2 separate regions of the Homo sapiens genome follow, and region 1 is linked to region 2. A link is a loop called in an ENCODE intact Hi-C map of the cell type or tissue named here. Cell type or tissue: Caco-2. All regions are shown on one strand. Each heading gives the region's core, and the rest is flanking DNA. Links, peaks and the distances in the headings are about the cores only. Region 1 overlaps LOC107986832 (a long non-coding RNA gene). Region 2 overlaps CUX1 (cut like homeobox 1).

Evidence for each region. A loop is a pair of places that touch in the nucleus more often than their neighbours do. Peaks named below come from ENCODE experiments on the same cell type or tissue, not always from the same donor. Only the 100,000 strongest peaks of a DNase experiment are listed, where the experiment ranks them.
Region 1: a loop joins it to region 2, with 11 times the contacts of the local background. A loop is called at or near these places in 1 of 110 quality-filtered maps.

What each region holds. Positions count from the first base shown.
Region 1 is chr7:101,582,347-101,587,721 of GRCh38, reverse strand. LOC107986832 (a long non-coding RNA gene) reads right to left here. Exons shown (of 3, transcript XR_001745314.2): 2 at 161-315. Among named protein-coding and RNA genes, the nearest start is that of LINC01007, 16 kb to the right of the region's middle. In Caco-2, for the core only: no CTCF peak of the experiment used is centred there; DNase peaks (open chromatin) are centred at 991, 1,411 and 2,581.
Region 2 is chr7:102,010,367-102,015,741 of GRCh38, reverse strand. The region is part of intron 2 of CUX1 (cut like homeobox 1); the gene reads right to left. Among named protein-coding and RNA genes, the nearest start is that of CUX1, 200 kb to the right of the region's middle. In Caco-2, for the core only: no CTCF peak of the experiment used is centred there; DNase peaks (open chromatin) are centred at 2,400, 2,721 and 3,091; H3K4me3 peaks cover 378 bases.

The sequences.
Region 1 (5,375 bases), core at 238-5,237, 430 kb after region 2:
TTAGGCTCATCTCTGACATCCCGAAGCTCTGCTAGACCCCTTCGGTGCCCTGCCCCGAGAACTGCATGTGATTGAACACTCACAACCACTCTTGCAGGAATGCAAATGTTCACCAATTAGCCATGTGCTTCTCTACCTCCCAGCATCCTTTGCAATTCACCTGGAGTCATGTGGCCAGTTCCAACCAATAGGATGTGAGCAGAAAGTGACTGCATCTCTTCTGGACTGGAGCAGTTAGGAGCCAAGGTCCTCTTTCTGTCTCTCTCCTCTCCTGCCGCGGTGATCTTAGAGGAATATCCACTCCAGAAAACAAAGCTGTAAGAGAGAAGGAAGCTGCCATACTGGATTTTGCATGGGGCAAAAATCAAACCTGTACATTGGGTTAAGCAACTGAGTTTTGGGGGTTTCTCTTACGTCGATTACCTGAGTATTATTACACTGAGATACAATCTGAGGAAGTAGGGTTTGTTATCTCTATCCTGCAGATGAGCACGCTGAGGCCCAGAGAAAGAACTCGGCTGAAATCTCTTAATTACAGAACCATTGCAGCCCACCGCGTCTGATTCCAAACCCCGTGAGGTTTTGCCTGCTCTTTGCATGGTTGGCTTGTTGAAAACAAAACAGCTCACAGGGGCACAGGCCAAGGAGAAGGTAGAAACCCAGGAGCAGCTCTCTCCAGTTTGCTTTTAAAACTTGCATGTCGTTAAAACCCAATCAGGCTTGTGTAATCTGTGATTTTGGGGGTAGGGGACAACTGCTATTCAGAAAAGCACGAGAGACAAGTAAAACTTCAGGGAACCTTGGCCCCCCAGGAGGGTGGCAGGATGCAGGGTTGGCCACGTGATGGATGTGCGTAGGGCATGAGGGCGGCGTGTGGGGCTGACTGTCAGATGCCCCACCTGCAGTGTAATGGATGGCAGGTAGGGGCCACCAGGACCCAGAAGGCGGAGATAGGGCCTGATTTACAGGCACCAGGGAAGAAAATGCAAACAAGATTTATGGCAGCTCAAATGACTCGTTGGAGCCGAGTTTCTTATCCATCACGTGCATCTGAATGTGTATTTATGGGTTTCCAAATGATCCTGTCTCGCGGAAAATTATGTCCAAAGAACATCAACAGCAATTAATCTGCGTTCGGAAGAGCTGATCCCAAGTGGAGTTCAAGGCCTCTTCTAGTCTCTCAGAGATGCCGAGGGCTGGTCCCATTTGTGCGTGCACAGGTTGGAGAAGCAGACACAGGCCAACAGATGCTCTGAGTCAAGCCTTGCATGGCAATCAATGTGCAGAGATGACCACATCTCACAGAGCCCTGCCTGCACCCGGCTGTATCTGATGCTGAGCTGCAAATGTTCACCAGTTAGCCACGTGCTTCTCTACCTCCCAGCCTCCTTCCCAATTCACCTGGGGTCATGTGACCAGTTCCAGCCAATAGGATGTGAGCGGAAATGACTGCATCTCTTCCAGGCGGGAGCTCACAGGTGCTACTAAGAAAACAGCCCAGGGAGAGGGCAAGAATACCAGCTCTGTCACCTAACTGCTGAGTGACCCCAGACAAGTTACTTAACCTCTCTGAGCCAGTGTCCTCATCAAGAAATTGGAAGTAACAGCAATAGCTACCATGGAGGGTAATTCTGAGGCATACAAGATCCTGCATATGAAGTGCTTAGTACAGGAAGGGCCCATAAATGGTTTCTTTTTCTGTTATCAACGTGATTATGACTCAAGCATCATATGTAATGCTTGGCACAATCTGACCACCCTACAAAACCAAACAAGACAAATTTCTGGCTGAAGCCCCATTTAGGAAAAGAGAGACCACTTACCAAGTGGCATACTCTGTATACCAGTGGCATAGGCCCCAGCCATTCAGATAATCACCTAAATGGAGGTTTTGTCTTGGAATGTTATGAATACATGAAAGAACTAGTTATGAATGGCTTGACCTGCGCGGTTCTCAGACCTGTAAATACTGTTTTTTATTTTTATTTATTTGAGACAAGGTCTCACTCTTGTCCAGGCTGGAGTGCAGTGCCACAATCATGGCTCACTGCAGCCTCGACCTCCTTGGCTCAAGCAATCCTCCCACCTCAGCCTCCCAAGTAGCTGGGACTACAGGTACATGCCACCATGCCTGGCTAATTTTTGTAATTTTTGTATAGATGGAGGGTCTCACTATGTTGCCTCAGGCTGGTCTCCAACTTCTGTGCCCAAGCTATCCTCCTGCTGCAGCTTCCCAAAGTGCTGGGATTACAAATGTGAGCCACCAGGCCCAGTTTAAGTACTTTTTTTTTTTTTTTTGCGGGGGGTGCGGGGAGGGCCAGAGTCTTGCTATGTCACCCAGGATGGAATGCAATGGCATGATCTCAGCCCGCTGCAACCTCTGCCTCCCAGGTTCAAGCGATTCTCCTGCCTCAGCTCCCTAGTAGCTGGGACTACAGGCATGTGCCACCACACCCAGCTAATTTTTTGTATTTTTAGTAGAGATAGGGTTTCACAGTATTAACCATGCTGATCTCAATCTCCTGACCTCATGATCCACCTGCCTCAGCCTCCCAAAGTTCTGGGATTACAGATGTGAGCCACCACGCCCTGTTTAAATACTTTTACTAAACCCTGAACTTTGGCACTGTTGAAGATAAGAGTCGACATTCCACCAGTACACACCAGTATGACTGTCTCTTTTATGTGTGTCAGTAAGTAGCAGTCACAAAACACTAGAAACTGTTGGCCAGACACCTGCTGCCCTGGGCCACCCCAGCCCTTCCACCAGGACTGCTTGATTACAGGGTGTCTTTGGCTAGGCACGGTGGCTCATGCCTGCAATCCTAGCACTTTGGAAAGCTGAGGTAGGAGGATCACTTGAGCCCAGGAGTTTTACTTTTTATTTTTATTTTTTTGAGATGGTGTCTTGCTCTGTCACCCAGGCTGGAGTGCAGTGGTGCGATCTCAGTTCACTGCAACCTCTGCCTCCCGGGTTCAAGTGATTCTCCTGTCTCAGCCTCCCAAGTAGCTGGGACTACGGGCATGCACCACATGCCCAGCTAATTTTTTTTGCATTTTTAGTAGAGACGGGGTTTCGCCATGTTGGCCAGGCTGGTCTCGAACTCCTGACCTCAAGTGACCACCCGCCTCAGCCTCCCAAAGTGCTAGGATTACAGGCATGAGCCACCACACCTGGCCATGAGCCCAGGAGTTTTAGACCAGCCTGGGCAACATAGTGAGATCCCATCTCAACAAAAAATTAGCTAGGCATGATGATGCATGCGTGTAGTCCCAGCTACTCAGGAGGCTGAGGTGGGAGGATCACTTGAACTTGGGAAGTCAAGGATGCAGTGAGCTATGATTGCACTAGTGCACTCCAGTTTGGGCAACAGAGCAAGACCCTGCCTCAAAAAACAAACAAACAGGCCAGGTGTGGTGGCTCATGCCTATAATCCCAGCACTTTGGGAGGCTGAGGCAGGCGGATGACCTGAGGTCGGGAGTTTGAGAACAGCCTGACCAACATGGAGAAACCCCGTCTCTACTAAAAAATACAAAATTAGCTGGACTTGGTGGCGCATGCCTGTAATTCCAGCTACTTGGGAGGCTGAGGCAGGAGAATCGCTTGAACCCGGGAGGCGGAGGTTGCAGTGAGCCAAGATCCTGCCATCGCACTCCAGCCTGGGCGACAAGAGTGAAAATCCGTCACAAACAAACAAACAAACAAAAACACGGGGGTGTCTTTGTTTGGGGGCCTTCATAGCAGAACCTAAGACAAGGTCTTGGGAGTTGGGAGTTTATTTGGGAGGCACCTCAAGGAACAGACAGAAGAAAAAAAGAGTGTTAAAGGGAAAGAGGAAAAGCTGGTGTCAGGGTGAGTTATCAAGGTCGCTGCTTCAGCAAAGGGGGCTTGATTCTGTAGGAACCCTTGCAAAGAGTACAGAATGTCTCCCAGAATTGTCCTTCTGCAAGAAGGAGCCTGGAGCATGTATCCACCTGTTCCTCCACCCCCCGAGAGGTAGAGGGTGTCCCTTGAGGACACTGACTTCCTCACAATCCTGGACAGAGCTTGCTCATAGCCTCAACAGACCCTTGTTGTTGAAAGGACCCTGAGCCAGAGAGGGAAAAGATGCTGTCACATGCTTGATGTGGGACACTCCCTGCATGCCTGTGCTTGCCCGTAACTGACCACCACTGCTGCTGCAGAAATCAGAAGGAAATTAATGGAAAGTGACACAGAGCACCAGAAAGTGTCTGCCACAGTCCACCCCTTGCACCACTCAGATCCACGTGTGCCCACCCCAAGTCCATGGTGGCACTGAGTCTTCGGGAGAGTGGACAGGCATGACCTACAGAGAGAGTGAATACAAAGATGTGTTGGAATGAGCTACATTCTGGGCAGCTGCAGCTGGTCCCAAGACCATAATTAATACTTGTCATCAGTCCCCTCTAGAGAGAACCCATGCAAGATTTCCTTCACCCTGAGCCAGCACTTCAGATGGTCTAAGGCTCTTGCCTGCTGGGGTGACCCAGGCCCTCATCCCTGAGGGACCCCAGCCTTTGGTTGCCTGTTCTCTGCCAGGCATGACTGCCCCCTGTTTACCGTTATCGCCAGGCACGAATGCACCAAGATCCTCATGGTCTGCTGGGCTCCTGGGGTCCTGGTAAAACCCCATGTTCCAGACAGACTCCTCCCTACCTCCACTGTGCAGCAGCCATCCATACCCCTCATAATACTCAGTAATGACCCCCATTAGTATGGCAGCTCCTTCCTTTGAATTCTATTTCATCGGCACAAGAAACCCAAAGTGACAGATAACATTTACACATGTACAGATGCAGGTTCAGAGGAACTTTTCATGGTTTTATTATTTATTTATTTATTTTGGAGACAAGGTCTCACTCTGTCACCCAGGCTGGAGTGCAGTGGTGCCATCATGGCTCACTGCAACCTCTGCCTCCCAGGCTCGGTAATCCTCCCACCTTAGTCTCCCAAGTAGCATGGACCACAGATGCACACCACTACAACTCAGCTAACTTTTTGGTTTTTTTTTTTTTTTTTTTTTTTTTTTTGGTAGAGATGAGGTTTCACCATGCTGCCCATGCTGGTCTCAAACTCCTGGGTTCAAGCGATCCACTGGCCTCGGCCTCCCAGAGTGCCGGGATTACAGCTGTGAACCACTGCACTTGGCCCATTTCAGTGAATTTTCTAATGGAAGTGTTTCTCTGGCAACTGGAAAATCGGGCTGTCTGGTGCCACTGGGGTCACTGGGAGTGATTTGGGAGGGGTCAGTCCTTGCTTTGGGAAAATTTCAATTCCAGCTACTGGGATACGGTGCATCAACTGTTGGTTCAATGCGTACGGCACATTGTAGAAGATAGCTCGTATCAGTAA
Region 2 (5,375 bases), core at 169-5,168:
GATGCATAGCGGGTGGATGAGTGAAAGGAGCCACGAACTTTTATAAAGCTTGTTTACAGTCTGATCCCAACATGGTAACAATGAATCTCACACACATATAAGCATTTGGACACCACCACCAGGAAAGACATCAGTATGAAATGGGAGATGTTTCTAAGTGAACACAATTATGGTTTTTCTTTTTCCTTTGTCTTTAAATAAACTGTATCCTTTCGGCTGGATGCGGTGGCTCACACCTGTAACCCCAGCAATTTGGGAGGCTGAAGTGGGTAGATCACCTGAGGTCAGGAGTTCGAGACCAGCCTGGCCAACACAGTGAAACCCCGTCTCTACTTAAAATACAAAAATTAGCTGGGCATGGTGGTGTGTGCCTGTAGTCCAAGCTACTTGGGAGGCTGAGGCAGGAGAATTGCGTGAACCTGGGAGGCGGAGGTTGCAGTGAGCCGAGATCACGCCACTGCACTCCAGCCTGGGTGACAGAGTGAGACTCCATCCCAAAAATAAAATAAAATCAGATCTCAGGCACTCTCCTTTTGCAGTTCCAGTTTGATTTTGTTTCACCGCCTGGATGCCTGACTTCACGTTTATTCATCGCTTGTGTGCAACTAGTTTACCTAAAATTAAGCAGCTTGAAAAAGACATCCTTTTGTCTTAGGTTCATAATCAGCACATATTGTTTATTAATATTTACTAGCTTCACAGAGCTGCTCAGAGGAATAATTAATAATGAACGATGGGTAAATCTACTTGCAGACACAAAGCATGGTGGACACGGAGGCAGGGTCTTGGCAAGGCACCTGGTAACCCATGTGCAGCCAGAAAGACAGAGCTAAGCGGTAACCTCACAATTTTTAGATGCTTTTTTTCTTTTTTTTTTTTTTTTGGTGGTTGGGGGATACTACAGAGCCACTGGCATCAAAAATGCAGCCCATAATTTCTTAATTTCTAAATGGAATTATTTATACCATACAGATAGCAACCAAGCCTAAGCAACATGTAACTTAGGGGGCAACTTGGGAATTTAAACCTTTGAAACTAGATTTTATGTTTAAAGACGCTCAGAGACTTCCCAACGGATTATCCCAACCTAGCAGGCGAAGGAGAAACAAAAACTTCCAAGCAAAGAAAGGCTTCCTGGCCCTCCCCGACTTTAGCATCCCCGATGGCAGAGCAGCACGCGGCTAGGAAGCGGACCTAACGTCACTGCAGCCAAGAAAGTCCATTCAAGGGCACCAAAGAAGCAGCAACTTAGTTTCATCCAGTTTTATCCAGCAGGTCCCAGCCCTTGGAGACCCCAGAGGGCTCTGCAGAGCGTAGAGCGTATCTAAAAAGAAGTCTAATTTGTATTGATCTCTATGCCCAACTTTGCAATTCTCAGGATGTGTGCTGTTTTAAAATGAGCACATTTCACAGGAAATTCTGGGTGGGAAATGGTGGCTGTGTTGTGGGAGTGAGTGGTGGCCATACCGAGTACCCCTTATGTCTGTCTTTTGAGATACTATGAATGTAGCTTCTAAAAGGTGTGTCTAACAGCAACCCGCTTCGAAGGCCACAGAGGTCGGTCTCTTGTGAGCTTGCTGCCCAGGAGAGTTCCAGGGACCTGAACAGAGATAGACACAGTTTAGAAGCTGCTTGGACCTGAAGGATACACACGGCTCAGTACCTGTTTTGCAACCTGTCCCTGTATATGGAGCCACAAATTGCACCTTACTCAATAACAGATTAAAACAAAAAACAGGCTGGGCATGTTGATGCATGCCTATAATCCCAGCACTTTGGGAGGCTGAGGTGGGAGGATTGCTTGAGCCCAGGAGTTCGAGACCAGCTTGGGCAACATGGCGAGACCCTGTCTCTACAAAAAATACAAAAATTAGCGAGGCATGGTGGTGTGTGCCTATGGTCCCAGCTACTCGGGAGGCTGAGGTGGAAGGATGGCTTAGCCCAGAGAGGTCGAGGGTGCAGTGAGCCGTGACTGTGCCACTGCACTCCAGCCTGGGAGACAGAACAAGCCCTTTCTCAAAAAAATAACAAAATGAAATGAGAAGCGTTTGCATATGAGTCAATCAGTCAAGAAAGCAGAGAACCCTCTATTTCTGGAGTGACTAGCCACAGAAAATACGCTGTATATGTGAGCTTGGATCTATGGAAAATTGTTGATGCTTAGAGAATTATTATGTGTTTGGTCAATAACTGCCTTTTGAATACTTTTGGAATTCCTCTAAGCAAGCTTTCTCAGGCCTGTTCCCAAATAGTGACTTTCATGCGGTCCTGGAATTTTCTTCTGAATACACAACATGGCTTCTTTGTAATGAAACAATTTAGGAAAGAAATACAGTTGAAGACATTCTATATCTCTTGGCTGGAGCTGCTGGCCCTGGTAGATGAATCATAGAAGTCCATAAATGTCGAGCAAATTTGCACAGACTTTTCTTTTACTACCATATATGGCAAATATAGATCTATTTATCTCCATCTTGACATTAGCTTCGGCGATTTTTGTACCTTATTGTCTTTCTTACAAATTTCTCTTGATCTACGTCTCAGCCACACAAGACAGCATGTCCAAAGACAGTAACGTCATTCATAACCCTGGGATGGTGCTTTTTTTTTTTTTTTGGTATGACGGCAGAATGGCAGAATGTTTAAACTAGTAAGTATTTGAGGTAGATCAAAGTACCTAGCTATTTACATTCTTGCTACATCTTAGCGAACACCACAGGGCCGTAAGGATTACCGCAAGAATTTAACCTGAACAAGTTTTCTCCCCCAAGGAATTAGGTGTTTCTTATCACACATTTGGGAATCAGCTGAAAAACCGTGGTTGGTGCTGACTGCTTTTGATATATTCCTTAAAGAGATGAATACTGAAAATATTTTCAGGATTCTAAAAGCTGACTTGCTGGGAAATTCCATGACCGGCTAAGATGATTTAAGAATTCTCTGGGGGAATGCTTGCTTCATTCATTCATTGATTCATTCCTTCATTAAATTTGTACTGAGAGACAGAGATACAAAGACGGACAACCCCCTCCCCCCGCCCCCACTCTCCAGGACACAGAGTGGACACGGGAATGTATACCTTCTGGAAGCAGCCAGGGCCATCTCTTCATGACCCTGGGCAGTACCTTCAAAGAGTCCAGTCAGAGAGGACGCTGGGAAAAGTAGAGTGACTAGTCTATCTTCTGCTTTCATTATCATATTCCCCCATGTGACAAGTACAAAATCTTCAGCTACAACCTTTAAAAGCTACTGAAGGCCAGGCACAGTGGCTCACGCTTATAATCCTAGCACTTTGGGAGGCCAAGCCAGGTGCATGACTTGAGGTCATGAGTTCGAGACCAGCCTGGCCTACATGGTGAAACCCCGTTTCTACTAAAAATACAAAAATTAGCCAGGCATGGTGGCACGCACCTATAGTCCCAGCTACTTGGGAGGCTGAGACATGAGAATTGCTTCAACCCGGGAGGCGGAGGTTGCAGTGAGCCGAGATCGCACCACTGTACTCCAGCCTGGGCAACAGAGTGAGACCCCATCTCTTAAAGAAAAATTCTAAATAAATAAAATACATTTTTTTAAAAAAGCAAATCCTGTGAAATCAACAATATGGCAGACTATGTTTAAAACCTAATTGGGTGAAATTATTTTAGAATACCCTTTCAAAGAGTCCTTTCTGTAGTCCAAAATTATCTGAAATAAATAAATAAATTCAAGCGTCAACCAGCATGGCCAACATGGTGAAACCCCGTCTCTACTAAAAATACAAAAATTAGCCAGGTGTGGTGATGGGCGCCTGTAATCCTAGCTACTTGGGAGGCTGAGGTTGGAGAATCACTTGAACCCAGGGACCAGCGATCACACCATTGCACTCCAGCCTGGGTGACAAGACCGAAATTCCGTCTCAAAATAAAAAAATAAATTCAAGTGTCTAAGTAAGATAATAAAAATCCTCTCACCCTGCTGCCGAAAATGAGAGGGGTGTACCTCCGTGTCCTGCCCTGGTTAGGTACCGACTCCACCGGGTAGTTCTCCCACCCACAGGGAGTTCACCAAAAAAGGCAGAAGGCCAGGCGCGGTGGCTCATGTCTGTAATCTCAGCACTTTGGGAGGCCAAGGTGGGCAGGTCACCTGAGGTCAGGAGTTCAAGACCAGCCTGGCCAACACGGTGAAACCCGTCTCTACTAAAAACACAAAATTAGCTGGGCATGGTGGCGCACACCTGTAATCCCAGCTACTTGGGAGGCTGAGGCAGGAGAATCACTTGAACCTGGGAGGAAAAATAAATAAATAAGCAAGCAAGCAAGCAGAAGAGACCATGTTTGTCTCCAAAATCCCATCACCAGCGTATGAGAATAGCAAAACTGAAGAGAAACGCATTGGTGGTCTCGGGGAAGGGGCTGTAGGGGCTGAGCAGCTCCTGCCAGGCAGAGGATCACAAAATCCAAACGTGTCCTCCGAACGCCCACTGCGCTCTCAGTGCTGGGCTTGGCCACAATTTGGTGTGAATGCTTCAAGACTCACACCAAATCCTTGGCATGAATACACCATACAATGATATATCCAGAGACGGCTTACTCGAACAAAGAGACCGTCAATAACAATATAATTTTACTTTTTTTTTTTATTTTTCTGAGATGGAGTTTTGCTCTTGTTGCCCAGGCTGGAGTGCAATGGCATGATCTTGGCTCACTGCAACCTCCGCCTCCCAGGTTCAAGTGATTCTCCTGCTTCAGCCTCCTGAGTAGCTGGGATTACAGGCATGTGCCACCATGCCTGGCTAATTTTTTGTATTTTTAGTAGAGATGGGGGTTTCTCCATGTTGGTCAGGCTGGTCTCACACTCTCGACCTCAGGTGATCCGCCCACCTCGGCCTCCCAATGTGCTGGGACTACAGGCATGAGCCACCACGCCTGGCCAATATAATTTTACTTTTATAAAATGATATCCATGCTTTCAGCTTAGACACAAAGCACAACCGGCATCTTTTAGCGTGGTCCTCACGCCCGCCGGCAGAACTCCTTCACTGAGTTTCCTCAATGTCTTTTAGACACCTCTTCATCCTATAAATGTGCCACACATGCATGTGACATGTCCCTATGCACACACATATTTACTTAAATACGCACACACACATACAAACGAGTAACAGACAATGTCATCTCTACTTCCTTCCCTTTCCCGGAAGCTACAGGTATGTACATCACATGTATGTTGCCTGATATGAAAGAGAGGCCCAATCACGAATTCCATGATACAGATTTAAGAGATGCTATGCATGGTTCACTTGGTGAATCTCCCTTTCTTATGTAAGCACATATCCAAGTCAGTTTTTTTTTTTTTTTTTTTTTGAGACAGAGTCTTCTTGTTCTGTTGCCCAG